Regions from separate parts of the Mus musculus genome. Here region 2 is linked to region 1. A link is a loop called in an ENCODE intact Hi-C map of the cell type or tissue named here. Cell type or tissue: heart. All regions are shown on one strand. Links, peaks and the distances in the headings refer to the core of each region. The heading gives the core; the rest is flanking DNA.

The links. A loop is a pair of places that touch in the nucleus more often than their neighbours do. Peaks named below come from ENCODE experiments on the same cell type or tissue, not always from the same donor. Only the 100,000 strongest peaks of a DNase experiment are listed, where the experiment ranks them.
Region 2: it touches region 1 in a loop (2.6-fold over the local background); 7 of 42 quality-filtered maps call a loop at or near these places.

Annotation. Positions count from the first base shown.
Region 1 is chr8:116,867,614-116,883,765 of GRCm38, reverse strand. Gm51553 (a long non-coding RNA gene) reads right to left here and starts at 10,139. Exons shown (of 3, transcript XR_003947463.1): 1 at 9,861-10,139. In heart, for the core only: a CTCF peak has its summit at 10,552 (motif pointing right); no DNase peak of the experiment used is centred there.
Region 2 is chr8:116,662,503-116,678,654 of GRCm38, reverse strand. The region is part of intron 1 of Cdyl2 (chromodomain protein, Y chromosome-like 2); the gene reads left to right. Among named protein-coding and RNA genes, the nearest start is that of Cdyl2, 62 kb to the left of the region's middle. In heart, for the core only: a CTCF peak has its summit at 6,925 (motif pointing left); no DNase peak of the experiment used is centred there.

The DNA of each region.
Region 1 (16,152 bases), core at 9,063-11,562:
TATATATGCTGCTACCAGAAGGTGTGTTGCAGATTTAAACACATTGAATGTGATAGCAAAAGTCTTCCTAGAGATCCAAAACCATTCTGAAGTTCTCGGGCCATCATCTCTCACCTGCGGAAAGCAGAGAACCGAGAGGTAGAGCCGTACAGACTTCCATACACAAAGTGTAGGCCTTGGGGCTGAAGAGATGGCTCGGTGGCTAAGAGGGCTCGCTGTTCCACCACGAGGACCTGACTCTGGATCCCAGCATCCATGCTGACTCACAAATGCCTGTAACCCAATGGATCCAATGCCCTCTTCTGGTCTTTGTATGAACTTGTGCCACTAAATATATATATATATATGTTTTTAAATAAAGGTGCTTGCTTTAGATAGACCATTTCAGTGGATACCCATGTATACCCCTGTCCCTCGACTGTTGGTCTGTTCTGTTAGACTTACAAGCAATATTCCAAAAATATGGAAAGATGATAAAGCAGATCAGAACATCACCGTAGGGACCATCTAAGATGCTATGTTGGCCTTATCTGCCGAAATTGTAGTTTACTCCCTTTTGCAGATAATTTGGTATGACTGGGATATTTGAAGTTGAGATGAACTCTAGACTGGAAAGCTCTGTGGCAGGCTGCCTGCCAGTCTTCTCTGTTCATAGAGAAGGTGAACCTGTAACTTGCCATGCTTGCCACACTGATGCTGAGCAGGACTTAAGTTGTTTAAAAAGGTTTATGTATGAGTATATTTCTGTGAGCGTGTCCTGTCACGTGATGCAAATGCTCATGGAAGGAGGAAGAGGGCGTCATCAGATCCCCAGGAACGGGAGCTGTAGGCACTGTGAGTCCTCTGATGCAGGTGCTAGGAGCCGAGTGAAGTGCTACTGTGGTGAAGAGACACCATAACCAAGGCAAGCATTTAATTGGGGCTTGCTTACAGTTTAAGAAGCTTAGTCCATTATCACCAGGCAAGCCAGGCATGTTGCTGGAGATGTAGTTGAGAGCAACATCCTGATATGGAAGAGAGAGAGAGAGAGAGAGAGAGAGAGAGAGAAATGCACCTGGACCTTGCATGTGATTTTTGACCCCTCAAAGTCCACTCCCAGTGACACACTTTCCTGAACAAAACCACACCTCCTCTCAAATAGTGCTACTCCCTGGTGACTAAGTACTCAAATGTCTGAGTCTATGGGAGCCATTCTTAGTCAAACCACCACAAGCAGCAAGTAGTCCTCCTCCTCCTCTTCCTCCTCCTCCTCTTTGGTTTTTCGAGATAGGGTTTCTCTGTGTAGGCCTGGCTGTCCTGGAACTCACTCTGTAGACCAGGCTGGCCTTGAACTCAGAAATCTGCCTGCCTCTGCCTCCCAAGTGCTGGGATTAAAGGCGTGCGCCACCACTGCCTGGCTCAAGTCTTCTTTTTTTTTTTTTTTTTTTTTTTAAAGATTTATTTATTTATTATATGTTAAGTACACTGCAGCTGTCTTCAGACACTTTTTTTTTCTTCTCGCTCTGGCCCCATTGCCTTGCTGTAGCTCTCTTCAGAAATCCCAGAAGAGGGTATCAGATCTCATTACGGATGGTTGTAAGCCATCATGTGGTTGCTGGGATTTGAACTCACGACCTTCAGAAGACCAGTCGGGGCTCTTAACCACTGAGCCATCTCTCCAGCCCCATCAAGTCTTCTTAATATCTGGGTCAAAGTCTTAATAGACAGAGGAATGAAATATTGAATGAACCTGGAGAACCTTACAATTCTTTTACTCTCCTATAGATTACTGGATAGGCACATTTTGGGGTATTTTACAGTCAAAGTGAGAAGGGCTCCCTTTGTGCGCTTCTAGGGGAGTAAGGAAACAACGGTGCGATCGTTCAGCCAGGCACTGAGGCACATGCTTGGGATGCACAGTGTGCAGGCAAGAGGACCAAGAGTTGGAGATCACCCTGCACTGTCTGGCGGGTTTGTAGTGAGACTGCATCAAACAAAAAACCCTAAGCAGCACATTTACACAGAAGCGTAGTACAGCCTGGTGTGGTGGCACACGCCTTTAATCCCAGCCCTTGGGAGGCAGAGGCAGGCAGATTTCTGAGTTCCAGGACAGCCAGGGCTACACAGAGAAACCCTGGCTCGAAAAAGCCAAAAAAAAAAAAAAAAAAAAAGGAAGTGTAGTGCAAAGGCGTAAAAGGAACGCCCGGCCCTTTTCTGTGTTGTGTGCTCCTGTGCGGGTTTGGTTATATAGTAGTAGCAACTATGTAAAAAATAAATAAATTGCCTAGTTTTGAAAGTAAGTAACCATTAACCACAGAGGATTATTTGGTGTTCAAACAGTCTCGACTACCCATCCCTAGGAGATACATTCTAGGAGATAGAAAGCCATTCTGAGAGCAAAAAGCCAGCAAAATCTGAGATTATTCGCTTATAGTAATGATCCTGCTAGCACTAGAGAGACAGCTCAGCCACAAAGAACAAGCACTGTTCTTGCTGAGGACCGGACTTTGGTTCCCAGCATCCATGCCAGGCAGCTCAGTCCCCTCTACCTCCTGTTCCGGGGGGTCTGGATCCCCTGGGGACCCAGAGATCCAGGCTCTGTATGCATCTGTATGTGCATGGCATATCTACACAGTGACACACACAATTAATAAAATCTAAAAAAAAAAAATGGAGCTCTCGGCTTTTTGGATATTTTTATTTTATATCACTTCTATAAAACATTTGAGAAAATAATGACCATGGTAGTATATGGTAGTATCAGTAGAAACCAGGGTTTCCAGTCAAATACAAAACAAAGAACAAGAATCAAACCCAAGTCAGAACACTGTAATCATCCATTTGAATTGGAAATAGGACTTTGGATTGCTGATTTTTCTCTTCCTAAAACACACTTTTCCCCGTTCAGCCCACTAAAGTGCTGTGTGCAGTCCCAAGAGCAGTGATTACCACCTTCAGACCTCAATTGATGCTTTGCAAAGGTCTGTCCCTAGAAGACACCAGGCCTCCGGAGAAGGCTAGTCCAGCTCCTGGGCAGCAACATCTGGTTATCTTGTACCAGAAAATGAGGACCCTGTTAAAGACTACTGAGGTCACACCAGACATAGCACCCCCTCACTATGGACAGACAATCGTGAGCTCCCAACAATAACAGACATGAGACTTGAATACATTGAATAAATATCCTTGAGCTGCGGAAATACTTTAAAAGGCAGTGACATCACAGGGGGCTGTGAGAGCACCCAGCTCATTACTCGGAAGGGAAAGAAAGAGTTATACTGATTTTACTAGATAAGCCATATTCAAAAGAAAAAAAAAATCCTTGATATTGGAAATTGAACCCAGGGCCTCAAGCAGGCTAGGCTAGTACTTTTCCACTGAGCTCCAGCCCGCAAAAGGAAAGTTGTTTTATATGTTTCTTGGGCTATAATTCTGCACATGCCATAAAACACACCCATTTAATGTAATGGTTTTGCTATATTCATGAAGTGTTGCCCTGCAAACTAAGATCAAAATACGACATTATGGGAAAGCCCTGAGCTCAGTGCAGAATGTCAGACTCTGTTCAATGATGAGGCTTCCTCTTCTCAACCCGGGGATCCCAGGCCCCACACCTCTACCTGTGGAATGTCACTTATTCTTGGTTAGGCTACAGGGTCAGCTTCCTTTCTTCCAGTAAGAGCCTGTTCTGTAAACACCTGAGACTCCTGGAATGTCTTCCCGGGCTAATGAGGCACCGCAGTATGTTAGCCTTCAGCCAATGACCTTTGCCCACCCTGGATACTCCTACCCCCTCCCCAAACAGTATATAATCCTTGATTCACCCCAAATAAAGTTGACCTGTCTCCCCAAAGCTGATCCCAGAATAACATAATTTCCCTTCATACTCATGGGCTATCTGAAACCCTGTTTATTGACTCTGTTCCCTTTGTCCCTGTGGGCCAGTGGCTAAGGACCCAGGGAGAAGGGAGACTCATGATAAAGCTATTATGAGCATTTACCATATCCCACTTCTAGAATATTGCCGTCCTTAGAAGATGCTCTGAACCTGTAAGTAGTTCTTCTCCATTCTCCACCTCTCTAGTCACAGCATCCACTAATCTCTGCTCTGGCTGTGGGTTTCCTTTTCCAGGCCCTTAAATTAAAAAAATGCAAATAATATATATTCCTTTGTGAGGTTTTTCAGCTAGCCCAACCTTCTCAAGGTTCATCCATGTGCGATTGGCTCTTCATTCTGTTTATATTGCTGAATAGTGTCAGAGCTCTTTCTTGAAGACTCTCAGTTATAAACATAGAACAACTGATAAAAAAGTACTACTTTGCAGCGCCTTAGGACAGTAACAAGACCAGTGACGTTTAAAACCGGTGTGATTGGAACCGTTAGGTCAAAGAGAAATATTAGTGGATAAATGGAAAATGAGCGCATCAGACCAGCGAATCCTAAGCACGTGGATCAGTCCTGTGTTCCGTACGTCACCGACGACGGAGAGGTGAGCTGTGTGCATTCTGTGCCTCCTTTTAAAGGATGAATTGCCCGCCATAGTTCCCAAAATCGGATCAGCTTCTGTCTGGGTTTAGTTTCCCACTTAGGAATTCAGGAGCTGGGGGCAGCAGGCTCTGCAGCTGCCACAGGAGTCACCGTGCAGTAAGTGCTATATAGTAAAGATATGGTATAGGACAGAGGGGGTGAGGCTTGGCTTAGACGACCAAGCCAGCTCAGTCAGTCAACCGGTTCTCAAGGGAGGGAGGGAGGGAGGATTGAAAAGAAAAAAAAAAAAAACCAAACAATTAGACAAAATGATAGCCCGACTCCATCAGAGCTGAGGCTGACACAGCTCTGTCTCTCCAGCCTGCTTTTTTTTTTTTTTTTTGGTTTTTTGAGACAGGGTTTCTCTGTATAGCCCTGGCTGTCCTGGAACTCACTTTGTAGACCAGGCTGGCCTCGAACCCAGAAATCCGCCTGCCTCTGCCTCCCAAGTGCTGGGATTAAAGGTGTGCGCCACCACGCCCGGCTACAGCCTGCTTTTATATCATCCTAGGTGCATCCAAACACCATGGTCAGTTCTTAGATCAAAGACAAAGGAGTCAAGGGAAGTGGTAAACAAGGAGATCACACAAGACAGTATCAAGCAAAGCAGTAAGCAAAGCCCCACGGTCAGTGTTTCTGACATTCTTACCTGCGCCTACTTCCTTGTCCGAGCCCAATGACAAATGACAAATTCCTAGAAGTGGCACCAAAAGCTCTCAGCACTTAGATTAAAGGATGAGGGTGGGCCAGTGGAATGGATCACCAGGTAAAGGCACCCGCGCTGTGTAGGTCTGACACCTGAGTTTGGTCTCTAGGACCCACAGTGGAAAGAGAGACCTGATTCCTGAAGGTTGTCTCCTGACTCCCCTGAGGAGTACCCAAACTGATACACTAATAAAAAATTTATTTTTAATTAAAAAAATAACCAAATGCAATATGAATATGGGTTCTGGTAGAAAACAACTGACAAGAAAAAAAGCTTTTTTTTGAGACTGTTGGAAAAATCTGAGCGTGATAGAGTTTTGGGTGATGTTGCCTGTAGCTTTTCGTTATCCTGTCTTAGCTCCGGGAATGGGCCACCCTACCAACTACCACCCAGCTTCCCTTTGCCCACGGATAAAAGACACAGACACACAGTTTTTCATTTTCACTTTGCCTTCTAGGCACACTTGCTGGGTGCTACTATCTCCTGCCTGGAAAAGCCAGCCTTCATTACTACTCTTAGCTCTGCTCCTCCCACCTGCCCTAACTTTAGTTGGTCAGTTGAATCTAGTCCCTGCTAAACACCCCCTGTAGGAGCGGCCTATATGGCCATTCCATTTCAAATTTTTAGACTTTTCTTCATCAGTAGCACAGAGAACTCTCGGAAGTCCCACCTATCCTTTCCACCCAGCGTTTGGCCCATGACTTTCTTAACTGACAGATCAAGAACCAATTGGGGAACAGGACCTTAGCAATAGACCTGCCCCTACGGGGTGATGTTAAGCAATGGCTGTAATTGTGTTAGAGTGATAATGACTTTTCAGTTATGTTCAGTAAAATGGTCTCGTCACCGAAGATATACTAAAGTACTCATGGCGGTGTGTGTGTGTGTGTGTGTGTGTGTGTGTGTGTGTGTGTGTGTGTGTGTGTGTGATAGATGTGTGTGGTTCTGCAAATGAAGCTGGTAGAGAGGGATTAGAGGAAGCAAGGCTGGTCTCAAGGAGATGGCTCTTAATACTGAGAAGGCTTTCTTACACTTTTCTATAAGGAATGCTCGACATTTCCATGACAGTTTCTTTCTTTTTTTTTTTTTTTTAAATCTCAGCCAGGCGTGGTGGTGCATACATTTAATCCCTGCCTCGGGAGGCAGAGGCAGATGGATCTCTGAGGATGGCCAGGGCTACACAGAGAAACCCTGTCTCAGGGAAACCACCACCACCACCACCACCACCACCACCAACAACAACAACAACAACACCAACAAAATATCAAGAGACTGGAGTATTGGCTCAGTGGTTGAGAGCATCTGAAGTTCTTGCAGAGGACCTGGATCCAGTTTGCAGCACCTACGTGGCATTTTACAATTGCCTGCGACAGTACTATGGAATCAGATGCCCTCTTCTGGCCTCCATGGGCAGTGCACACACACAGTGCAATTACATACATGCACGCAAACACCCATATACATAAAAATAAAACAAACCTCTATCATCTGAGGTTTGTGAGGTCCACAAGCAATTTTATATAGAAATACAGCTTGTCAGAAGGATACACTTTTCTGAGAAGAATAAATTTTTAATCAAATTTCCCCCCTTTCTTAAATTGTTAAGATTTGTTTTCGTCTTTTTGACTCTGAAAAGTTCTGGGGTCTTTTGCTAAAGACAAAGACAGACATTCAAATACCTCCCCTCCCCCCTACACACACACCAAAGAAAACCAAAACAATTGTTAGCAATGAAAATGCCAGCATGGAAAATGAAGACGGTCAAATATGAACGTGTATTCCTACATGAAGACATAACTCAAAACTTCTTTGAAGATGTTTGTCCACTCCAGGGATCCATTTTTAAAAAATGGATCTAAATTTCTTATTTCTTTCTTTCTTTTTTTCTCCCAGATGTTCTTTTTGTTTTTTTCCAAATCTTAAATTGAGTGTACTTCTCTCTGTGTATGGTGTGTGTGTGTGTGTGTGTGTGTGTGTACACATGCCCATCCATCATGCTGCACATATGTCAATCAGAAGAGTCAGTTTTTTCATTCTGCCATGTAGTTCCTGGGGCATAACTACAGGTACTTAGGCTTGGCAGCGAGCACAATTTCAGACCGGGTCATCTCATTGGCCCTCAGATTTTCTTAAGGGGTAGGCTAGAGAGTTGGAAACAGATCTATATCCAGGTCTTAGCTCTCACCTATGAGCTAGCTAGTGTGATAGAAAACAAACGTAGACTCTGAACCCCAGTTTCTTCCACTGACACAGGAGTCACTAGTTAACAGCATCTGCTTCAGTGGCTCGTGATGAGAACGACGTCAATGGCAGTTCATGCGCGGCGAGGTTTAAATTGCTTAGCATAGTTTTTCTGGAAGCCAAAGTGTGTGTGTGCGCGCACACACAGACACACAGAGTGTACTGGAAGCACACACATGAGCCGTTGGCAGTTGTCACACGCCTTCCGTCTTCCCATAAACCCCAGCTAAGACACAGAACGGTTTTAGTGTGAGGAATTACTCCTCTGAAGGTAATGTGTGCAGACCGTTGAAGCAAGCACTGCCAGAGGTGTGCTCAAGACGGCCTGGGGCATGTGCCCTGTAAAGGAAAGTCACTGGTGTGAGACGCCATGCCTGTACAGTGTGTTCTGGTCCTGTGACATCTGTAACATCACCACAATTGTGGTTAGCCTTGAAACTACAGTTGGTTTTTTTTTTTTTTTTTTTTTTTTTTTTTTTTTTTTTAACTCTGAAGTGGATGTTAACGGTTGAAATGCATTCAGAGACTGTGTTCCCTAGAGGATCTGGGGATCCATTCTGGCTTCTTCCTATTCTGATGGTGGCTGGTGCTCCTTGGCTAACAGGACAGCCATCTGTGGTCATCTAGGATCTTGATTGGGTTCATTTTCTATACCAATTAAATCTCTGGAAAAAAGAATTTGGACACAGCAGGTACTAACAGACTTTATTATAAATGAAGTAGTGTTCATGTGAATGAGGGTGCATGCACACATACAACACATACGCACACACACATACACACTTGCAAAACAAAAGCGCACACAGAGAAAAATGTCCCCTACCCTCACCTACCCAGGGCAGAGAGGGTACCAAAATCCAAATCTCCTGGTGGGCGAGGAAGAAGCCAGAAGTTCACCATCTTCCTTACCTGTCTGTGCCCCTTTTCTTACCGGTCTGCCTGTTGGGGATCTGTATAGCAACTGGTCCCTCCGTGTCTGTGGCCTTTGCCTTAGCCAACTTTGACCTCTCTTGCACTCCATCTCTCATGTGAAGCCCTTGTGATGGTCCCCTTGGAGACAACCCATGGCCTCAGCATAAGATCCCGAGTTTATACCTACAGAGATCCTTTTCTTATTCCGTTTCAACAGATGGGTTCTGGGGACTGAATCTCTGAAGGCTCCTACCCAGCCTGCCACATCTGGTAATAGTACGTTCTCAAAAGTGGGCAGACAGTGACTGCTGTTGCTGCTTGTGTGGACCCTGCTGCCTGCTTGCCTGCTGGCTGGCCTGCCTACCAGGGAAAGCATTTACTTAGCATTCTGAATGGATGCTGAGAATTTGATCAGAGAGCATGAGAGAGAGAGAGAGCATGAGAGAGAGAGAGAGAGAGCATTAGAGAGAGAGAGAGAGATGTGAGTTGCTCCTCATCTCAGTCCTACTGTGAATTATCTTAATTTGTTTAATATCAGATCATTTTTCACTAAAAGGCCAACTTGTGAGTGTGTTCCAGGGCACACTCTAATAATATTTGACTTCACTCTCAACCTCCAGACTGAGTTGAAGGGTGCTGGGTTTGAGCCAGGAGAACCCGAACAACACAGCATGGGAACCAGACAAGGGCGCCTTTGCCCCCTCAGCTGGACAAGCGATTGTCTCTTAAGCAATGGACTCATCCATTTGCGAACCTAAAGACTCTGCCCAGCGTGGCCTGAGGAGAGCTCTGGTGTGCAATGGCAGCCTTTATTGTCACTTTGTCGAATCTAAGTGCAGCGGTTGGCAAGTGGGTTTGGTAAATATTGCTCCAAAGCATTCACGTTTCAATAGGAAACAGATGCCAGGCATCCCCATTAGTGGGGCTGTTCAGAGTCATCGGAACAAAAACACAAACCCACTCCTTGGTAGAGCAAGATGCCTAGGAAGGCCAGGGAGAGGGGGAGGGCAGTGGGAGGGGAAATGGGAATCTGTAAAACCTGCGCGCAGAGTTTGACATTGGGAAGACCTTCATTTTAGCAAAAGCGGCTAAAAAATGATCTATTTATCACCAGAGGGATACAGAAACACAGTTATAATGGGAAGCGTGAGTCACCACCCTCTTGTTCAACCAGGGAACCAAGTGACTTAGAGGCAGAATAAAGTTATTTCGTTTGTATCTCTTAAGAACATGATGTTCTCTGTCTGCTTGTGTCCTTGGGGTAAAAGGCCAAGTGTCAGTTCTGGTCTGAGGTGGCCACAGGCTTTATGACTTGCCGTTTGTCTGAGGCTCCTTTTCAATGTATTAACGACACTCATAATGTCCACTAAGGGCCGGGCACCAAGCACTGAGCTCTCTTTGACTTGGTTCATCCCCCTGTTACCCTTAAGAAAAGCGTAATTCTCTCCGTATTAGAGATGAGGAGGCTGAAGATTAGGAAGCTTGGCCACCTACCTGAAGTCAGTCTCAGCCCGTAGGTGTCATGAGCCGTGACGATGAGCTCAGCTGTCAATCACTTGCCTTATTGTCCTGTCGGGTGAGACTTGCCCCCTTCTCCTCCCCACCCCAGTTACAAACTGCGGTGGCAGAATCCGTCTGGCCACAGCACTGGGGATCAGCCTCAGGGGAACGGATCCAGGTGCAGAGCTGAGCTGTCGAGTGGCAGTGGGTATTTATGTGTTTCTAACTGCCTGCCTCTCTTCAACTCTTTCATAGTTCTAAGCGAGGCTTCAGGACAGAGTCCAGTAGCTTCCTAGGAAGAGAGAGCAGTATATTATCCACACACGTAAAGGGAGTTCCAGCTTGTTTCCTAACAAGATACTGTTTTCCCCTCCAGGTTCTTACTGATGTATTAACATCCCCATTTTACAGTGTGTGCGCAGCAGGTGCCCTAGTTCCCCGAGACAGTACATAGACGTCTATACTCCCTGTTGTTTCTTCAATAAATATCTATGGAATCTCTCCCTGCCAGGGTCCAGTCCAGGCCTGGAACCACAGCTCTGAAGACATCAGGCTATGTCCTTGGCCTTCCACCATTGCCAGGGTTCAGAAAGGTTATTGTCTAATTTCTTTCTTTTTTAAAAGATTTGTTTACTTATTGTTACACATATTTGACCTGCATACATGCCTGCAGGCCAGAAGAGGGCACCAGATCTCATTTCAGATGCTTATGAGCCACCATGTGGTTTCTGGAAATTGAACTCAGGACCTCTGGAAGAGCAGCAGTCAGTGTTCTTAACCACTGAGCCACCTCTCCAGTCCTATTGTCTAGTTTTTAAGCCAGGCAGCTCCTCCACTGTAGTCTATTCAATATTCGAGCTGGACACCACCCCCTAACCTGTCCACCCTCTATACCCCTTGAAAGTTCCCAAGCAAATGTTGCCACACATCTCTATGTCCTCCAGGGGGCACTACAGCCCTTCATTGAAAACCACAAAAGAGAGTTGGCCTTTTAACAGACTATGTGTGGGTGGAGTTTAACAGACTATGTGTGGGTGGAGTCAACATCGGGTTCTGTCTTGGGTAGGGTGGGTGTTGGTCTTTACTCTAGGGATTTGTCCCATGCCTAGGACAGTGTAAGAATGAGTTTGAAAAGAATTGGAGAGATGGCTCAGTGGCAAAGTGCTTGATGAAGAAGCATGAAGAGTTTAAATACCCAGCATTTTCATAAAAAGCTAGACGTGGGGGGCTGGAGAGACAGCTCAGCAGTTTAAAGCACTTGTTGCTCTCGAAGAGGACCCAGGTTCAATTCCCAGCATTCAGAAGGTGGCTCACAGCCATTTATAGCTCCGGTTCTGGGCTATCTGATGCCCTCTTTTGGCCTTCCTAACAGGTGATGTAAGGACCTTGAAGTGGGCACACACACCCCCCCCCTCCAGACCAAGTTCTCAGCACAAAAGAGATTGATTTGCTCCAGAGGGATGGGTATTAAGAGACAAAGACAGGAGATAGAAGATGAGGGAGAAGGGGAAGGGAACAAGGGAGGCAGAAGGGATATTTGCCCTGGATGGACAAAGAACTACCTCTGGATAGAGATGAGACAGACACGGCCCATAGGCGAATGGCAGTTTATAAAGATAAAAGAGGAAATCTTGTGTTAGGATGAGCTGTTAAATTTTAATTGGGCATGTTAATTAGGTGAGCCAAAGGGGGCTTTTGATTGCCGGACTTCAAAGCTGTGATAGCTGAACCTTGGTAATCAGCCTTAGGAGGAGGAAGTGGCCAAGGCAGAGGGGATATGGTAGAAGGGTAAAAGGCAGAACTTGCCATCAACATGTCTGCCGTGTTTGTCACACTTGGGCTGGTTAAAGCCCTTCAGTGACTATCCCAGAATGCCTGTGTGACCAGAGCTGTCAGGACAGAGCCTAGGCTGCTGCAGTCCTAGCAACCTTAAACAGATAAGCACTAGAGGGAGGAGCAGAAGGGGAGATACAAACACACACAAGGACAAGAGACAGAGAGCTCGGTAGGTTTCCAAGTCAGAGCAGCAGAAACAAAGCCCAAGCACCGCCCAGCCACTAGTCCTTCTCAGCCTCCTTTCTCAGCTTGCTGGAGCTACATGCAGCTCTGCTTCCCCATGGGGACAGACCTAGGAAGCAGCAGACAAGACACTGTAAGCAAGAGGGCAAGCCTGTGCTAATGTACCGCCCTAAGCCCAGGCCATTTATGCTTTTCTAGAAGGAAATACTCTTGAGGCTGAAGGTACTTTGCCTTGTAATTATTCCTTTTTTTTTTTTTTAACTTAAATGTTTATCTCTGTATTAGTCTGTTTTCTGTTTCTGTAACAGAATACTAGAAGCTAGGTGCTTTGCAAAATAAAGAAGTTTGTTCAAGTTATATATGAAGCCTCAAATTAGGCAGCCCCATCTGTTTGGCCTCTGGTGAGGGCTCCTTTGGTGGCCTCTGAACATGGCGGGTGGGATGAAGATGAAAATGGGGGTGAGGAGGAGTGATCCTGGCAAGACAGAAAGTCAGAGAGATACTCAAGCTTCCTCATTTATTTTTACGTGTGTGTGTGTGTGTGTGTCTGTCTGTCTGTCTGTCTGAGCTCAAACCATGTTCACATGTAGGTCAGATTGCAGCTTGTAGGAGCTCACACATCTTTCATCTGCGGTTCTGGAGATGGAAACCAGACCATCAGGCTTACCTGCAGGAGCCTTTCCTCACAGAGCCGTCTTCCTGTCTCCAAACTACTCTTCTGTAACAGCAAGCTCTCTCTCCTGCCCGCACCAGACCCGCATCAATCCTGCGAACAACGCTCATTCCACCTAGCTTCGCCTCTTCTCAATACTATCACACTGTGGACCACGTTTCCAGCACTTGACGTTGGGGGCCAGACCCCTAAGGAGTAGGTAAGTACTAACAGGAGTTAGTCACTGAGACTCATGAGCACAAAGGAAACTAGACCTTGTTGGAGAGACCAAGATCAGCTTGTCTTTCTTCCCTTGCTGTTCATTTGTATCTATCTGCTGCAACAAATGATCGCCAACTAGGTAGCTTTGCTCAGTAGAGTCTATTCTCTCTCCGTTTTGGAGACTACAAGTCTGATGAGAGACTAGCAGGCCCATTCTCTCCAAAGAGTCTGTTCTTTGGTTCTTTGGTTTCCCCAGCTCCTGGTGGCTCCTCCAACTCCTCCCCCACCCCCCAGCCCCAGAAGCCTGCCCCCTTTGCCTCCATTTCCCACTGTCTTTTCCTCTTCTGTTTTTATTTTCTTTTATGATTTATTTATTTATATATGTGAGTACACTCTCACTGTCTTCAGACACACCAGAAGAGGGCATGGGATCCTGTTACAGATGGTTGTGAGCCATCATGGGGTTGCTGGGAATTGAACTCAGGACCTCTGGAAGAGCAGTCAGTGCTCTTAACCACTGAGCCATCTCTCCAGTCCCTGTCGTTTTCTGTCTCATGCAGGACACTTGTTGTGGATGTAGATCCACCTGGACAATCCAGGATGACCCCATAAGGTCCTTTCTTTGCTCTTGGTTTTCAAGCACTGATTTCCAAACATAGACATGTTTAGTGCCAGCTTCCAGAGATTCAGGTACAGATCATCTTGTCTGCGCATCAGCAGTCAATCAACCGGAATATCAATATCAATATCAAATAATTGTAATAGTAACGACGGGGTTTCTTTGGATTGGCAAGATGGGTCAGTGGGTAAAGGTGCTTGCTGCCAAGCCTGACAGCCTGAGTGTGATCCCTGGAACCCACAAGGTGGAAGGAGAGAACCAATTCCTGATCTCCCAACATGCACCTCTGAATATATATATATATATATATATATATATATATATATATATATATCTCACTATATCTATATCTATATCTATATATCACTCATATATGAAACAGGATCTCACTATATAGCTCTTGCTGTCCTGGACCAGGCTGGTCTGGAACTCAGAAATCCACCTGCCCCTGCTTCCCGAGTTCTGGTTTTAAAGGCATGCATTACAGCAACCAGCAAATAAATATAATCTTAAAAGTTAAAGCTTGGGTTCTTTCATTTGTTTGTTTTGCTTTGCTTTTTGAGACAGGGTCTCACAATGTAGCCCCGAGTAGTCTAGAGATTACTCTGCAGGCTAAGCTGGTTTTGATCTCACAGAGATCCACGTAGCCTCTGCCTCCCAAGTCCTGGGATTAAAGACAAAATGTTTAAAAAAAGCAACACCAAACAGGTGATGGAAGGGATGAGTTTCTAACCCCAGGAGGGTGTTCAGGGACCACTTTTGTGATACTGTGTCGTTAGAAATCCGAATGATGGGAAGGTTGGAGGCAGGAGAATTCTGGGCAGAGGGGCCAGTGTATGTAGGAAGGAGTGGAGTGAAGGTAGCAAGCTGGCAGTCACTTTAACAGTGAGTTGTTCCTGGGCAGACTGGACACCACTCTCCCAACCCTGCTGGGGACTTCTTTTCTCTACCTTGTTTCTGACAGCACATTCAGTGCGGAGGAAGGATTGGCCACTTCCTCCTCTGTTGCAAGTTCCCAGGTACCGGGTTCTCTCCTTTTGTGCGTTCATCTGTAGCAGTGACATTGAAACTTATTAATATTTCTAGGATGGATCCGTGGGCTGGAGGTAGACCAATCTAAGGGTCACAACAACTCAGCCAGGACAACTGCAGGACTGGAACTAGATACAATCCGGAGCTTTATATGTGGTCTCCTAAAAATACTCAAGGGAAGTAAATTTATAACCTATAGCCATGTTCCCTAAAATTCCCAAAGAGATTTAAATGCTGTACAACCATCCATCCATCCATCCATCCATCCATCCATCCATCCATCCATCCACTATGTCTGCCCCAACAAAAATGAAGGATATTTTCCTTCTCCTTCAGTATGCGGTGAACTCAATAACACTCATCCTGTTTTTCCTCCAAAGATTTATCTTTACTTGCCAGTGCACGCACATGTACATGTGTGCCCACACAGTCCAGCAGAGGGCATCAGATCCACTGGATCTTCATTGGTAGCACGGCAGGGCAGTGGCTCTTAACCAGCGAGTGGTCTGTCCAGCCCTCACTAATACCTCTCCTCTAACCCTCACTGGTGGAGAGAGAGCCCATGTGGTGAGAGATGAGGCCCTGGGTGAGCCACCTTCTGAGATGATCTGTCAGTCAAGCTCTCCAGGGCCTCCAGCCCCACAGGAAGGCATCCTGAGCCTAAGGACTAAGGACAAGACACCTAGAGCCACAGAAACCGAGCTAAGCTTCTCTGAAGTCCCTGATCTGCAGGAAGCCGGAGATAATAAATCCTCATTGTTTTAGTCTTGGGGTAGCTTGCTTCGCAGCTGCAGATGACTGAGTCTGTCTCCTTCTCTGATTTTGCTTTCCTCATCCTATGGAATTGTCCTCAATCTATCAGCTTGTTTCTTGCCCCTGCCACTTTCCCAGACTCCCCCACCCCTCACTCCCACTGTATCCATGCCCCCTCCGGTAAGCTCTTCTTACTTTTATTTTTTTTTTAAATTATTTATTTATTATATGTAAGTACACTGTAGCTGATTTCAGACTCACCAGAAGAGGGCGTCAGATCTCATTATGGATGATTGTGAGCCACCATGTGTTTGCTGGGATTTGAACTCAGGACCTTCGGAAGAGCAGTCAGTGCTCTTAACCACTGAGCCATTTCACCAGCCTCTTACTTCTATTCTGTTTAGCTTATTCTATTGCAAATCCCTGTTCTTAGTTCTCTGGTTCTTCCAATCATTGTCTGATCTCCCCAGTAAGACTCCAGGAGTGAGGATGATGTGCGGGAGAAAAGAAGCGTAATCAATGTTAACTTTTTTTTTTTTAAGTGGGGGAGGGAACACCTCAAACATTCATCCATGAGTCAACTTTTTTCCCTATTACGACTTAGTATCAAAACTGTCAATGTCCTCAATGTAAGTCTGTATTTTATTCTAAAATCCCATCCCACTGTGGGAGACCCCAGTGTTTCTCTCCTTCCCTTTCTCCTTCTCTCCCTCCCGCCTCTCTTTCTCTTGCTGATTCTAGGGGACTGAATTTAGGGCCCTCGTGCCTCCTAGGCAGGCATTCTGCAGCTGAGCTGTATCTCCAACCCTATTGTCCCATTTTTAAAGGAGAAAATGGAGGCTCCAAGAGTTAAATCATTTGCCCAAAGTTGCAGAGCTATGAGAGAAGACCAAACGTCAAAGGTCTGCATAACTAAAAGCCCAGGGCTCAAGTCACGCTTCTTACTTCTGGCTGATGTTTAACAAAGCCACAGGGCCGACTGGCCACAG
Region 2 (16,152 bases), core at 5,550-8,049, 200 kb after region 1:
TCTGGAGCATCAGCAGAAGCAGTATAGGTAGTATAATCTCACTGCCATGGAAACCGCTATCTGCAATTATTTAACCTCTACCAGGAACCGAGCCTGTGCCCATAAGCATGTGTCTTCTGGTCACCAGGGTGTGGCCTTCACCTGCCAGTTGGCTTCACTCTTAATCAGATTTTCAAGAGTTAAAAAATAAAAAGCATGGTGGAATATGCCTATAATCCTAGTACTTGGGAGGATGGTAATTTTAAGGCCCTCCTGGAATACACAATGAGACCTCGTCTCAAGAATAACTTTTTCAGACTAATACAGTGTATTATACAAAATGATTTTTACTTGGTTTTAAAGGATGACAGAGAGCTCACAGTGTTGTGCCGTTTTGGAGTCTGGGGTATGTATGAGACCCATGGCTAAGGAAGGTTTAGGGAACATATTTCATTCTGAAGGCTCCTGTATGTATCGTATACCCTCCAGTCCACTCACGGGTACGACCTTTTAGTTGAGTGAGTGTCTCTTGTCTATAGTTGGTGGCCTTTCATTTGGGGTTCCTGGAGGAGTTAGATACTTTGTGGCTTACGGGCTTTGTTTTATGAAGCAGAGAGGTTCTAAGGACCAGAGAAGATGCCTGCTTCTGGTTCAAGGAATGAGCTCACGGTGCCTGCACTTCCCACTTAAGGCTCTATTTCTGGGAGGGGGATTGGGTCTTGCTGCTTGTTTCCTGCCTGTTTTAGTAAGGACGTAAAAAATAATTGGAACTTGGCCTACTATGAAGCTAATATCTAGAATATGTGAGTGAAAATCAAAACAGAGACATAACTCAAATGAATGCTTTGTACTTTGGGTCATTCATGTACCCACCCATTCACTCACCCACCTGTATTTCAATCCTGTTACTCATTTATCCTTCTACCCATCCACTTGTCCACTCATCCATCTACTCATCCATCTATCTGTCCATCCACCATTCATCTGTCCACCAATCCATCTACCCATCCATCATCATCCATCATCCATTCATCCATCCACCCACCCACCCATCCAAATGTCCACCCACCCACCCATCCAAATGTCCATCCATCCTTCCACCCACCCACCCACCCACCCATCCAAATGTTCATCCATCCTTCCACCCACCCACCCACCCACCCACCCATCCAAATGTCCATCCACCCACCCACCCACCCATCCAAATGTCCATCCATCCATCCATCCACCCACCCACCCATCCAAATGTCTATCCATCCATCCATCCATCCATCCATCCATCCACCCCCCCATCCAAATGTCCATCCATCCATCCACCCACCCACCCACCCATCCAAATGTCCATCCATCCATCAATCTATCATCCATCTATCCATCCATATGCCCATCCATCCACCATCCATGAATCCATCCATCATCCATCCACTTATCCGTCCATCTATCCATTTGTCCATCTATCTATCCATTTGACCATCTACCATCCATCTATCCATCATCCGTTTGTCTGTCCATCCATCCATCTACCCATCTATCATCATCCATCCATCTGTCCATCCATCCATTTACCCATCCAAATCTCTACCCATCCATCATCATCCATCCATCCATCATCCACCATCCATCCATCCATCTGTCCATACATCCATATGTCCATCCATCCCTTCACGCATCCATTTGCTCATCCACCCACCCATCAATTCTCCCATAATCCACCCACTCATCCATCTATTCATCTATCCAAATTATCTATCCATCTATCTATAAATGCATCATCTGTCCATGTCAGCACTCACACACCAATCACCTACTTATCCATCTGTTGATTTTATTCTGTGCTTATGCCAAAGCTTTTGCTATTGGTATGGCTGCTTCTTTAGTGGTATCCTGGACAGGCATACTTCCAGTGTCTGGGTACTGGCTCTACTCCTTAAACACAACTTTGTGTGACTTTGGATGGTTTTATTGAGCCTTAGTTTCCTCATCTGCAAAAAGATCAGTACATTGGAACTTGTAGCTCATTTTTAAGAGGTAAATGAGACAGTCGGTAGGAAGTGCAGAACTGTGTCAGTTGTGGGTACATGCAACATGTGGTGGTTTAGAGCTTTTGTGTGTAGGCTGTTTTCGGAAGGCAAAATTACTCACTAAAAGATGGGACCACTTCAAAGACTCTGTCCTGGGCTTTGCCAAATTGCCCATCATAAATGTTGTAAGTGATTCAGGCACTGATGTCTATCTTCTTAGCATAGAGAGAGACAAGCACCTGTTGTCTTAATTCTTGCAGATTTGGGAAAAGTGCTGATTCAGTGTTTTCATTTTCCATACTTTTAACCCTGGTGAGCTGTAATAGATTTGTTTGTGTACTGGTTGTTTAATATTTATATTTTCTTCCCACAATTAATGCTCTCAAATGTCCTTTTTAGAGTGTTTCTGTTTCTCACCAAAGTGTGAAGTTCAATTAATTTATAGATAGTTTAAGTTGCAAGGATTTTTCTCACTTGTTTTTCAAAGCCAGATTATGATGTTTTGATATCTTGGAGATTTAAATTTTTATTTCATAACACCTTTTGAATTTTTCTGTAAGTTTAAAAAGTCCATAATCTGTGTGCAGCTTATTTGGTGTGTGCCTTTATTTATTTTACATTTAATTCTTGAGTTCTGGGCTCATACTCATAGATGGCAACACATCATAATTTCTTTTACTTATCTAGGTTTCCATACACTTTAATGAATATAGAATTTAAAATTATATATGTGTGTGTGTGTGTGTGTGTTTGTGTGTGTGTGTGTGTGTGTTTGTGTGTGTAGGGGTATATATATTTGCTTACTGCAAGGCATACACTATATATCTATAGGTATGTCTTTGTGCTTTTTATACAATTCCAGTTTCTCTTTGTGCTTACAGTAGAGCTACTTTTTATGGTAGTTTTCTGTAATAAATATTACTACAAGTCTAAATTCAGTTTTTTTTTAAACATATTTCCCCTGGGCTATTTCTGCTTCTTATTTACTTAAAATAAATTTGTGAAGTTTAAAAAATTCCAGATGGGAGTTTGATTAATAATCGCTCGAAGTTTGAAGTTGAGTTTGAGAAAATTAACATGTTTATAGTAATGAACTTCCCGTCCACAAATATAGAATCATCTCCATTTGGTATAAATGGCGTTTTAAAATATGTTGCCGTTTTGCACATTTCTTCGTTGAATCCTGCACTGCTTTTCCCCACTTTGGTTAAATTTCATTTCCAGGCATTTTATATTTTTTGCTGCTTCTCTAAATAGGGTATTTTTCCTACCATATTTTCTAAGCAGTTACTGCTGGTTGTTGATAAGGTTCTTTTTGTGGTTGTTATTTATTTATTTTTTTTGTTATTTTTTGGTAACCAGACAGATTTCTGAAGTTGCTTCTTTAATCTCTGTCTTTCTTAGTCTCTTAATAAACGAGATGTACAATTGGATAGTAAAGTCCTATTTTTGACTCTTTCATAGACATTAATTGATATAGTTATTTCCTTTTTCTCAGTTGCCCTGCTTAGAGGTTATAAGACAGTATTAAATGTCCTCCAGTCATGATGGTGGGGCTTCACAAACGGTATAGCCATGATGGGGAGGCAGGGCTTCTCCTTTGCCTCTCTCTGTCCCCCCAATTAGATGTTGACTCCCCACTCTCTACTCCTGCAGAAGGGAAAGCTACACAGTGGAGATGGACCTCTGGTGGACCATGGGCCATGAGATGGGCTTGTGGTGGGGAACAAGGGGGCCAGTGCAGCCTCCGGCTTTGTTACGTCTTGGTAGTGTCTGTCCCTCCATGGACCATAACTTAGGATGTCAGCCAGGATCCTTGTGAGCTTTGCTTCTGCCTAGTTCAGTCTATCTTGCCCTCCCTCCTCCTTCCTTCCCTCCCTCCCCCCCCCCCTTTCTTTTTTAAAGATATCCTTTCTTATGTCCCAGACTGACCTTCAACTTTGAATTCATTAAGTGGCTGGCGGTAAACCAAGAACTTCTGATCTTACGCCTCCACTTCCCCAACACTGGGATTATGGGTGTGCCCCATCAGACCAGGTTTAGGTGGTGCTAGGACTGGAATCTGGGACTTCCCTAATGCTAGCTCAACATCCTCCCAACCGAGTGACAGCCTCAGCTCTCACTGCTTGCCTTTTCCTAGATTTTCTGAGCACTTCATGAGCCTTCTCCTCACACGTCTTCCCTACCTCCTACACCATTTACCCCAGAAACCCACCCATGGGAGACCTGACAATGAAGGGAACTGCATCCTTGGATCCTGAAGGTCACTGTGTCTCCATTATGTCCCTGACTGCCTGGGCTGCCCTGCCCTGCCCTGCCCTGCCCTGCCCTGATGGCTGAGCCTAAATCTGCATTTCTGGTAACCGTATAGACAGAGGTCACAGGTGTGGGGCCGGGGTGAGGTGGGGCTCTTCTCTGTCAGAAGTCAGAGTTCTATGGCTCAGTGAGTCACTCTGCTCCCACCCCCTGAGCTCTGAGCTGGCTTGTTTCAGGGTTGGTGTGGGTGGCGGTGTGGCTGGCAGGTTGTGGGTGAGGCCAGCCCACCCCAGAAGGTAGTGATGAGCCGAGTGCTGCCACGAGCCTGCTAGCACCAGGCTATGCCTTGTACCTGTCCTGCAGGGACTCTGGCTCTTGCTCTCCGTTTTTTTTCCCTGTGAAATCATTTCCCTTCTCTCCCTTCAAGCCTTTGGATCCTTCCAGTCTGTCTATTTTAATTGTGATCAAGTTCACTGCAATTTGTCATCTTAAGCAATTTTAAGAGCAGAGCTAGAGGCAGGAAGAACGTTCACGGTGACGGATAGCTCTCACCTGTGGCCCATCCAGGTAGCTCTTTTCATGCAAAGTTGAGACTGTCAATGAAAATCATGCCCCATTCTCCTGCCTCAGCCCCTGGAAGTGATTGTTCTAGTCTCTGTCTAAGAATGTCACTACTCCAGACAGTTCATGGAAGTAGAATCCTGTAGGAGTCTGGAAACTGGCTTTCTTCCCTCAGGACACCGTCCTCAGGGTTCATTCACGCCACAAGTATCAGTACTTCCTCTCTTTGGAAGCGGAGTAACGCCCCGGATATGCACATTCACTATGCACATTCAAATTTCATTTGTTGCTTTGAGGAAAATGCTCTGATCACCTGGGGGTACTTGCTTAACAACCACATAAAAAAACAAAAACCAACCAACCAAACAAACAAACAAACAAAAAAAAAACCAAAAAACAACAAAGCTATTTTCCCAGCCTGCCAACTTTAACTTTTGAATAAACATTACTGTTATTTTTATTATTCGCATACCTACAATCACTGGACCAAAACATTCAACATAATTTCCCATTCAAAGGGGAATTAAATAGAGAGACTATCTTGTGTGTTGTATGGATACATCCACCTGTCAATTAAAAGCCTAGCTGACCTATGGCTTAGCCAGGAGGTAGAAGGTGGGATATCCGGGAGGAGAAAGAATTCTGGGATAGAGGCAGGCGAGGAGATTTCCTTCCTGGGGAGATGGGACAAGACAGATGCCCAGTACCTGAACACAGGTAACTAATCACGTAGCAGAATGCAGGTCAGAATAAATGGGTTATTTTAAGTTATATCAATTCAGGGAAGAGCCTAGCTCTATGGCCAGGGTGTCTGTAAATATATTGTGAGTCTGAGTCTTATTTCTGGGAGCATGGGGCTGGGAGGAAAATCCTGGCCTAACCTCAACATAAGCCAATGTGGATTTTTTTTTCCTTTTTGAAGTATTTATTTGTCTTATGTTTATTTGTGTGTTTTGGGGGAGTGGGACGTGTTCCATGGTACCAGTGTGGAAGTCTGAGCAAAAGGCATGAGGGTCCCGGGAGTCAGACTCACGTCACTAGGCTTAGTTAGCAAGCACCGTTCTCCACTGACATTTTCTGACCAGTCACTTAAACAAACAAACAAACAAACAAAACCCGTCTTATTAAATGTAAGCAGCCATAGCCACGGCCATTTTAGGACATTTTCCGTCATCAAAAAGAGCCATCACGAACCTCTCCCAGCAGCATAGCCCCACCAGGTCCCCCAGCTCCAGGCAGCCACTGATAAGTGTGTATTTTCCATGGGTTTTCCTGGTCTGCCTTTTTACACAAATGATGTCCTACTGCATGCGGTCCTTGTGACCAGGTGCTTCCACCTAGCAGACATCAGGCCTCATCTCCTTTTCTCAGGATCCCGCTGTTCAGTCACAGGCTTGTCTTGTCTTCCCTGTCACAGGGCACACAGGTGAGTTCTATTCTGTTGCTTTCTGACACCCCCCCCCCCCCACACACACACACAGAGTTGGGGATTAGAAAAGTAAAAAATTAGTGACTCAGGGAGGCTGAAGAGACTGCCCGGTGGGAAGAGCTAGCGATGTTCCTCCAGAGGTCCCGGGTGTGATTCCCAGCACCCAAGTCAGGTACTTCCCACAGCTCCAGCTCCAGGGAGATTCCATGTCCCTGGCCTCTGCAGGCACCTGTTCTCATGTTCACACAGCTACTTACATGATTAAAAGTAAATCCCCTTAAATTAGTAACTTAATAAACAATAGAGAGCGGGGCTTCGGATAGCACAAGTGACAAAGTCTGTGCCCCTGCCATCAGGAGAACATGAGTTGTATGTAAAATGCCAGATGTAGTAACTTGTACTGGTAATGTTTGCATTGGTGGGATGGAGACAGGAGGACGTCCCCTGACCTCCCACCCCCACCCAGAACCCCCAGGCTTGTTGACCTGTCAGCTTAGCTTAATCAGCAAGCCCCAGGTCCAGGGAGAGAAACGGTTTATCCAAAAACAAGGTGGGAATTCAGGAGAGTTGATTCAGCCGTACTTATGGTTCTTGTAGAGGACTCGAGTTTCATTTCCTACACCCATATAGTGGCTCACCATTATCCTAAATTCCAATTCCAGGGAATCCAGCGCCCTCTTCTGGCCTCTGAGAACATCAGGCAAGCACATGTTGTACACACAGACAAAACACTTGTACACATAAAATGAAATAAATCTAAAATACTTCAGAGTGGATGGATCCTGAGGAACAACACCTGAGGCTGAACTCTGACCCCTGCACACACATGCACGCACACACACATTCAGACATACACATAAGCACACACACACACACAGTGAATGAATGAATGAATGAATGAATGAGTGAGTTGTGGAACAAAATGCTGTGATTTGAATGAGGTTCAGACCATACTCGTGTGAGTGGTTATTTGTGTTACGACTCTGTGGGTGATGGTTCCGCGTCTTGTTTTGTCTAGAAATTAGAATATTCAGACGAGACAAGCCTGATGAGAAGGGTTTGAAGTGCCGAGAATTCTAAGTGGGTTGACGGTGGGGGTGTACTTGCAGTTAGATTCAGGAGCCGACAAATGGATGCTCATAAGACAGACGGGGGTTTATAACTTTTTAAAAAAGATTTATTTATTTTATGTATATGAGAACACTGTAGCTCTCTTCAGACACACAAGAAGAGGGCTCAGATCCCATTACAGATGGTTGTGAGCCACCGTGTGGTTGCTGGGAATTGAACTCAGGGACCTCTGGAAGAGCAGTCAGTGCTCTTAACCACCTTCCTCTCTTCCCTCTCCCCTTTCTCCCGCGCCCTCTCTGGCCCAGGGCTAGCAGTGCCATCTTGTGTTGCAGTCTCAAGCTCATTGCACTATGCAGTACAGGGCAGGTTGCTCAGGGTTAGATGGGCAGATGTGGAGAGTCCATTGACCCCTGACCAGGGAAGCACTGGCGCTGGTCACTATAATTCCAAGGCCCCACCTTTCCCACTTGGCTAGGAGAGGCGTCTGGATCTTAAAGAGACTGTCTTGGTCACAGAGCTCCCTGATTGGCTTAGAGCTGTCACGAAGCTCTCTGATTGGCCTAGGGCTGTCACGGAGCTCTCTGATTGGCTTAGAGCTGTCACGGAGCTCTCTGATTGGCCTAGGGCTGTCACAGAGCTCTCTGATTGGCGTAGGGCTGTTTTGGAGAGACAGGAAGCTAATGTAAAAGTTACTCTGAAGCAGTACGGGGCTTCTGAGCATGCCACTGGTAGTCCAGTGGTCAGGTCTGTGGAACCCTTGAGAAAATCATGTTTTGTGTAAACATTCTCCAGCTCTCTAGCCCAGTCTTTCTGATCTCCAGTGCTGACTTGGGGCCGATCCTTTTTGGGGGTGGGGTGGGGGTCTCTGATGCCTTAGCCTTCTCTCACCACAGCTCACTCACTAACTATTAGAATATCAAACAAGGCAGCCATCCTTCCCTTATGGAGGGACCCTGTCCTGGACCATATTAAAGTTCAGTGCTTTACGTGAAAGAGTTCCTCTCTTCCTGACGGTGAAGGAGGAGGTCGTTATTAATCCCATTTTACGGAAGAAGCTTATACACAGATGGAAGAGCCTGAGAGACTCCAGAGATGTGGCTTGCACTGTTTCTTCTTTTCAGTTTTACTTTTACTTTACGTGTGTATATGATGTGTATGCCTGAAGAGGACATCAGATCTCCTCCAGAGCTAGGTTGATAGGAGTGGTGAGCCACCCGATGTACATGCTGGGAACCGAACCCAGGTCCTCTGCAACAGCAGCAAGCACTTTTAACTAATGGGGCCATTTCTTCAGGCCCAAGATTCACACTGTACTCTCTACCATAGTTTGTATTTTTCTCAGAAATAGCCTTCATGATAATGTAGTCATAATACAATGAGGGGCTTATCAGCATGTATGGTAGCGTGGGCATCCCTTGCATTATTTAAAAAGTTTAGATTAGTGTGATACGGTTTGTGACTGCGGGAGGGGTGGTTGTCCTTGTGTTCATGTTAGGTCAGATGAGCACTTGTAAGAATCAGTTCCGTCCTTTCACCCAGGACCCCAGTTGTCAGGTTTTGTACCGGCTGCTTTTGTGTGTCAACTTGACACAAGCTGGAGTTATCACAGAGGAAAGGGCTTTAGTTGAGGAAATGCCTCCATGAGATCCAGCTGTGGGGCATTTTCTCAATTAGTGATCAAGGGGGGAGGGCCCCTTGTGGGTGGGACCATCCCTGGGTTCTATAAAAAAGCAGGTTGAGCAAGCCAGTAAGTAACATCCCTCCATGGCCTCTGCATCAGCTCCTGCTTCCTGACCTGCATGGGTTCCAGTCCTGACTTCCTTTGGTGATGAACAGCAACATGGCCGTGTAAGCTGAATAAACCCTTTCCTCCCCAACTTCCTTCTTAGTCATGATGTTTGTGCAGGAATAGAAACCCTGACTAAGACAGGTTTGCTCTGCAAATGTTTCATCCTCAGAACTCTCCTGGCAGCTTGACCACCGGTGCGCTGTGTGATGGCTGAGTCTCTTGCTTATGGGGAACATCCTTGTGTGTTCTGTTCACTTCATCCAGAGCCCCCATTCTGACAGTGTTTCTTGTTCTTTTTGGTGGTTTGCAGTTGTGGCTCGAATGTGGAATATCCCCCTTGGGCTCCTGAGTTTGAGTCCTTGCTGCCAGCAGGTGGCGCTCTTTTGGATGTTTGTGTACTTCAAAACCAGGATGGGACAGTGCTCGTGGCCCTGAGTCCTATCCCATGTAGCCCTGGCTTCTGTGTTTCTAAGTTGAGCCCTCCTTACTTTATATAGACTCACGCATTGGCCAGGTCAAATCTTGAAGTTATACCGCTAAAAATTCTGAGCATTGACTGATGGAGTTTCCTAGTATCGTCCGTTAGATGACCTACGATGGAGTGTCGTGCCAGGCATCTAACCAGAATGCAGAGCGTGCTTTCATTGAGTTCAAGGTGTAATTATTTTCAGTACTGATGGACTCATCATCTCTCACCTCTGTTCCCGGCAAGACTTAGTGAGTGTCGTCAGTCTTTGGTTTGGAGTGATTCTGGGAAACTGTGTTTTACCGCCAGGGATCGGCTTCATCCTCTAGGGAAGTCAGTGCCAGGGAGGGTAGATTATACTGTTAGATTATATCATAGCAGCCTGGCTTTGGAGGGGAGGTAAGACTTGGGGAGAGGAATGGGCAGAAGGGACCTTTGCAATCACTGTGGCAGGCCGGGCCAAAGGCCATCGTCCTGTGCGATCTGGTAGAAGTTTCCAAGCCTCTTGGCAATTGTGGGGATGCATTGCTTGGTCTCCAGAGCATTGAGTACAGTTTCCCTTGTGGTGACAACTGCTCTCCTTGTGTTGATTGACAAAGTACTGGGGAAAGTATACAGCCAAGACACTCAGTCCACTTCTCGTACTGATAATCATTGCTCCATGTTGGCCTACCAACAATGTCCCAAGACGATGGGTTTAAAAAAATGTCATTTCCTACTGGATCTGAAGTGAGGACACCCATGCCTTCAAGGAGGCTGCTGTGAACCTGTCCAGGGAGCCTCAGAGGGTATCCAGGCTTTTCAGCACCTGTGTAATGTGGAAATAGGGCAGAGCTGTCGCACAACCAGATGGCATTATGAGACTACTTAGAATGTGCTATCAGAAATGGGAAATGGCGCCTTCTAGTGAACTCCCTTCTACCCACAGCTGGGCTAATCATCTTTTGTTGTTAGACAACTGACTTTTTGAACCCATCTTCTGTATCCTCCTTCTAATCCCATTCTCTTCTCAGCTTTTCCTTTGCCAGTGGCTTTGTCATCTTTCGGTCTATTGGATAAGCAGTCCCTTCTCCCCCCGCCCCATGGGCACAGGTGACACAGTTCAGAAACGTGTGCAGAATGTGTATTGATTCATGGAATGTGACTCGTGAATACATGTGTGTTTTCGTATGCGTCTTTCGGGCCTGCTTGCCCGCTTCTATTGTCTTCCCTAGTCAGTGTCTATGAGAAAGGTTCTCTCACGGAACATGGGACTCACTAATTGGGCTACACTGTTGGGCCGGAAAGCCCCCAGGAGCTGCCTCTCCTGCTAGCATTACAGATGTACACCACTGCACTCAGCTTTTAATGCGGGTTCTGGGGATCTGAGTCTGGTGTTGCCCTAAGCTGTGTCCCCAGCCCAGTTTAGTTTTCTGTTGGGATAAAGGACGTTCTCTACCCCGCTATGGTACCTCTTTGGTCTTACCTTTCTGCTGATGCCCAGAGTCTTTGCCATCAGTGAAAACATTTCACTCTTGTTATTTGAGATACTTAAATTTTGGATTCACATCTTGAGAGTGAAAGCATGCTACAACACTCAGAAGGAGAAAGAGAGGGGAAATAAGGACCACCGTTTCCCTCCAGTTCTGCGAGGTGACACATGTATATCCTGGCTTTGAGTATGTTCATCCAGGAACATTTTCTCTCTGGGAGTCTGCAGCTTGTCTCTATTTACAGACTGTGGACTGTAGAACACTCCTGCCAAGATGCGATTCAAAGGGGCTCCAGACTTGAGTGTGGCTTCTAACAACGAGGAACACGTATTTCACGGACTCTAAGATACTATCAATGAAAAATGGCTTTAGCCAGACAGTGGCGTCTGAGCCATCAAGGTGGGCTACTCCTCTGTTATGAAATGCTTCCTGATTCCAGAGGTGTTAAAAGGAGGAGAGCCTGGCACCATCCTCCGTGAAATTTGGCACGTCTGTGGTCTAATCATCCACTTCATGCACACACTGTTGTTGTTATGGATGTCACAATACAAGTGATGGGTCTGGTGGTTTGCCGTATGCCTGTCTGTTTACTTTGGAGGGCGGATAGGAATTTGGAGCCTCGAATCATCCTTGGCCAAGAAAATGTCAAACCTGTGCCAATCTGGATTGATTTTCCTCAAGGTCTAGTGCATATCCGTCATTGTGGGATCCCCTGCCGCCTCTGGTTTCTCTCTGTCCCTCCTGTGTTGGGCTGGGCTCCATGTATTTTTTCTGATTTTCTCACACTATTGTCAGGGTGGAGTTGACCTCTAGTAGGTCCCTAAGAAAAGCAGACGAGGAGATATTAATCAAATATGTTTCTAAAAATGTCTTAATTCTACTCTCCCACTTGACCTATGGTTTAGCTGAGTGTGGTCTTCTAGGTTGTAAATAATTTTTTCTCTCTTTCTCTCTTTCTTTCTTTTCTTAAAGATTTATTTATTATTATATGTAAGTGTACTGTAGCTGTCTTCAGACACACCAGAAGAGGGCGTCAGGTGGTTGTGAGCCAACATGTGGTTGCTGGGATTTGAACTCTGTACCTCCGGAAGAGCAGTCAGTGCTCTTAACTGCTGAGCCATCTCTTCAGCCCCATAAATAATTTTCATTGAAGCACCCCTCTATTGCATTTGGTTTTCAACCTGTGGTCCCCAACCTGTGTGACTCCTTTGTGGGTGGGGGGTGTAAAATGACTCTTTCATAGGGGTCACATATCAGCTATCCCACATATCAGATATTTACATTACAGTTCCTAACAGTAGCAAGATTATGGTTATGAAGTAGCAATGAAAGTAATTTTATGGTGTGTGTATGTGGTGGTGGTGGTGGGATTACTATAACATGAGGAGCTGTGTTAAAGGGTCTCAGCATTAAGAAGGTTGAGAACTAGGCTGGAGAGATGGCTCAGAGGTTAAGTGTACTGACTGCTCTTCCAGAGGTCCTGAGTTCAATTCCCAGGAACCACATGGCTCACAGCCATCTACAATGGGATCCGATGCCCTCTTCTGGTGTGTCTGATGAGAGTGACAATGTACTCACATGAATGAATGAGTAAATCTTAAAAAAAAAAAGAGGGCTGAGAATCACTGCCTATGGCTTCTGATGTCCTGCAGTCCCTGTTTTTACTGATTTCTTCCCATTTAGTTCTATGTTTTCGCTTTCTTGAACTTCAGGGTTTGTTTGTTTGTTTTTTGTTTTAGTTTAGGTTTTTTTTTTTTTTTCGAGACAGGGTTTCTCTGTATAGCCCTGGCTGTCCTGGAATTCACTTTGTAGACCAGGTTGGCCTCGAACTCAGAAATCTGCCTGCCTCTGTCTCCCAAGTGCTGGGATTAAAGGCGTGTGCCACCACTGCCCAGATTTCAGTTTCTTTTTCTTTCTTTCCTTCTTTCTTTCTTTCTTTCTTTCTTTCTTTCTTTCTTTCTTTCTTTCTTTCTTTCTTTCTTTTTTTTTAAATACCTTATAGTTCTAACTCCAAAACTTTTCCATGTATTCTTTCTGAGTGCGCCCCGGCTTTATATTCCAGAAGATCCCCTTAATTCAGCCTTTTTACTATTCTGTTTTTTTGCTTTACCATTTTTAATTCCCGAGAGTTTTTAAAACTTGGTTCTGGAACCATTCTATTTTTATTGCAGTCTGTTCTGCCGAATGTGTGTTGTCTTATCTCCTCTTATCTGTTGGGAGCTCGTAACAGCTTTATTGAGGTAAAATTGACATAAATATAATCATACACGAAGTATGAAATTCGGCAGATTTTTGACATATGTTTCGCTTGTGGAACTATCACCTCCATCAGCCCACACACCTATTACTTCCAAATGTTTCCTTTTGACTCTTGCAATGCACGCTGCCTCTTCCACTTCCTCCTTACCCATCAGCCACTGCTGTTTCCCACAGCTACAAATTGTTTGCATTCCTACAGTTTTATATAAATCCAGCAATACCGTATTGTGAGATCGTCCATGTTTTTGAATTGATAATTCATTTATTTATTTTTTATTTCTAAGTAGCATGTTATTGCACAGGCAATTTATCAATTCGCTTAATTTCTGAATGTGTGAATTGTCTCTACCTGCAAATGAAGTTACTGGATGCATGTATGCATAAACCATGGTCGGATGTATGCTATCATTTCTCCGAGGCAAAGGTGTCGATGTGGATTGGGGCATTACATAGCAGACACTTTTGTTGCTAAATATCTCCAGTATGACTGCACTGTTGCTCCTTCTTATCGACATTGAACAGGGGCTCCAGTTTTTCTGCACCTAATGCTTTGTCTGGTGAAGTTACTAATTTTGACCATTTTGCATGTGACCATGGCATCTCATTGTGGGTTTAACTGGCATCTCCTCATTGGCTAACGATGCTGAAGATTGTTTCGTTCTCTCACTTGCCATTTGTATACCTTCTTTGATCAATTGTCTTCTAACATTTTTAAAAAAAAAATTTTCTTTATTCATTTTTGTTGGATGAATGCTTTACCTACATGTGTGTCCATATGACATGTGTGTGCCTGGTCCCTGTGGAGGTCCCAAGAGGGCAGAAGACTCCCTGGAACATGAGTTATAGGCAGTGAAGAGCCACTGTATGGGAATCGAACCCAGGTCCTATGGAAGAGCAACCAGTGTTCTTTTTTTATTATTAGATATTTTCTTTATTACATTTCAAATATCCCCTTTCTTGGTTTCCCCTCTGAAAATTCCCTATCCCCTCCCCTTATCCCCTGTTCACTAACCCAGTCACTCCCACTTCCTGGCCCCGGCATTTCCCTATACTGGGGCATAGAGCCTTCACAGGACCAAGGGTCTCTCCTCCCATTGATGACCGACTAGGCCATCCTCTGCTATATATGTAGCTAGAGACATGAATCCCAACATATGTTTTCTTTGGTTGGTGGTTTAGTCCCAGGGAGCTCTGGGGATACTGGTTAGTTCATATTGTTGTTCCTCCTCCTTTGGGGCTGCAAATCCCTTCAGTAACTTGGGTCCTTTCTCTAGGTGCTTCATTGGGACCCTGTGTGTGGTCTAGTGGATGGCTGTGAGCATCCACTTCTGTATTTGTCAGGCACTGGCAGAGCCTCTCAGGAGACAGCTATATCAGGCTCCTGTCAGCAAGCTCTTGTTGGTATCCACAATAGTGTCTGGGTTTGGTGGTTGTTTATGGAATGGATGCCCAGGTGGGGCAGTCTCTGGATGGCAACCAGTGTTCTTAACCTCTGAGCCTTCTCTTCAGTCCCATCAAATCTTTTGCCAGTTCAAAAATTGGGTTGTTTTTCTGTTACTGAGTTTTATGGACTTTTTACTTTAGGTGAAAGTCTTTTTATCAAATAAGTTTGAAGCATTTTGTTTCCTCAACTCATGACTTATATTTTCTTTCTCTTAAAAATTTCTTTCAGAGAGAAGTTTTAACTTATGTAATCTGATTCATCTTCTGTTTTATTTCTGTGAATGTGATTTTCAGTGTCCTCCTCTAGAGAGCCTCTGCCCAACCCAAAGTCTGGAAGGTTTTCTTTTTTATCTTACTCTGGAAATTTTAGTTTTAGGTTTCACATTTAGGTCTGTGATCATTTTTAGTAAGTGTATGGATATGGTATAGGTATGACCTGGATCCATTCCATGTCTCAGCCCCTTTTGTTGAGAAAGACCATCTTCTGTACTGGACTGCTTTTGCTCCTCCGTCAGAATCACTTGTTAATAACCATGTGGGGCTACGTGTGGATACACCATTCCAACCTTCTTGTCTTTTGATTTATTGTTACCAGGTTATATTGCTTTGATTACTGTAGTCTATAATAAGTCTAAATCAAGATGGCTTATTAATCTTGCTTCACTCTGGGTTTTGCCATTTCCAACAAAAGACCAGTCTATCTTTCCTTATAAAAAAACCTTCTAGGAGCCTGGTTGGAATTATGCTAACCCTATGGAAGAGTTTGGAGACCTGCCCTAGTGACACTGAGTCTACGAGTTGTGAGCTTTGTGTGTGTGTGTGTGTGTGTGTGTGTGTGTGTACTTTTATCTTGTTTATATAGATTGTAAATACTCTTTCTCTATGCATCATGGGCTTCAGTATATAAGCCTTGTATATATATTCTTATATATCTATTTCCATGAATGTCTGTGTGCACACGCATACTGAGTTCACCTGCACTTCTGTGTGTGTGCATCTGGAGGGCTGAGGTTGTTGTTGAGAATCATCCTTTGTTGCTCTCCCATCTTATTCATTGAAGCAAGGCCTTCCAATCAAATCCAGAGCTTGCTGACATGGTTAATCTCACTGAGCCAGCTTGCTGTGGGGATCTCCTGTTCTACCTTCGAAGGCTGGAGTTAGAGGCAGGCTGTCATACCCACCTGGCATTTATGTGGGATCTGTGGATTCTAACTCTGGTATTCACACATGTGCTTAAACTATCTTTCCAGCCCCATGCATATATTTTGCCAGGTCTATTCTTAGGAATTTTGCCTGCTTTTGGTAATATTGTAGGTGAAAATACTTGTCAGAAGCATCTTAAGGGGAGCTAAGAATTATTTTGGCATATGGTTTAGCTCAACCTTGGAAGGGAGTGTGTGATGGGA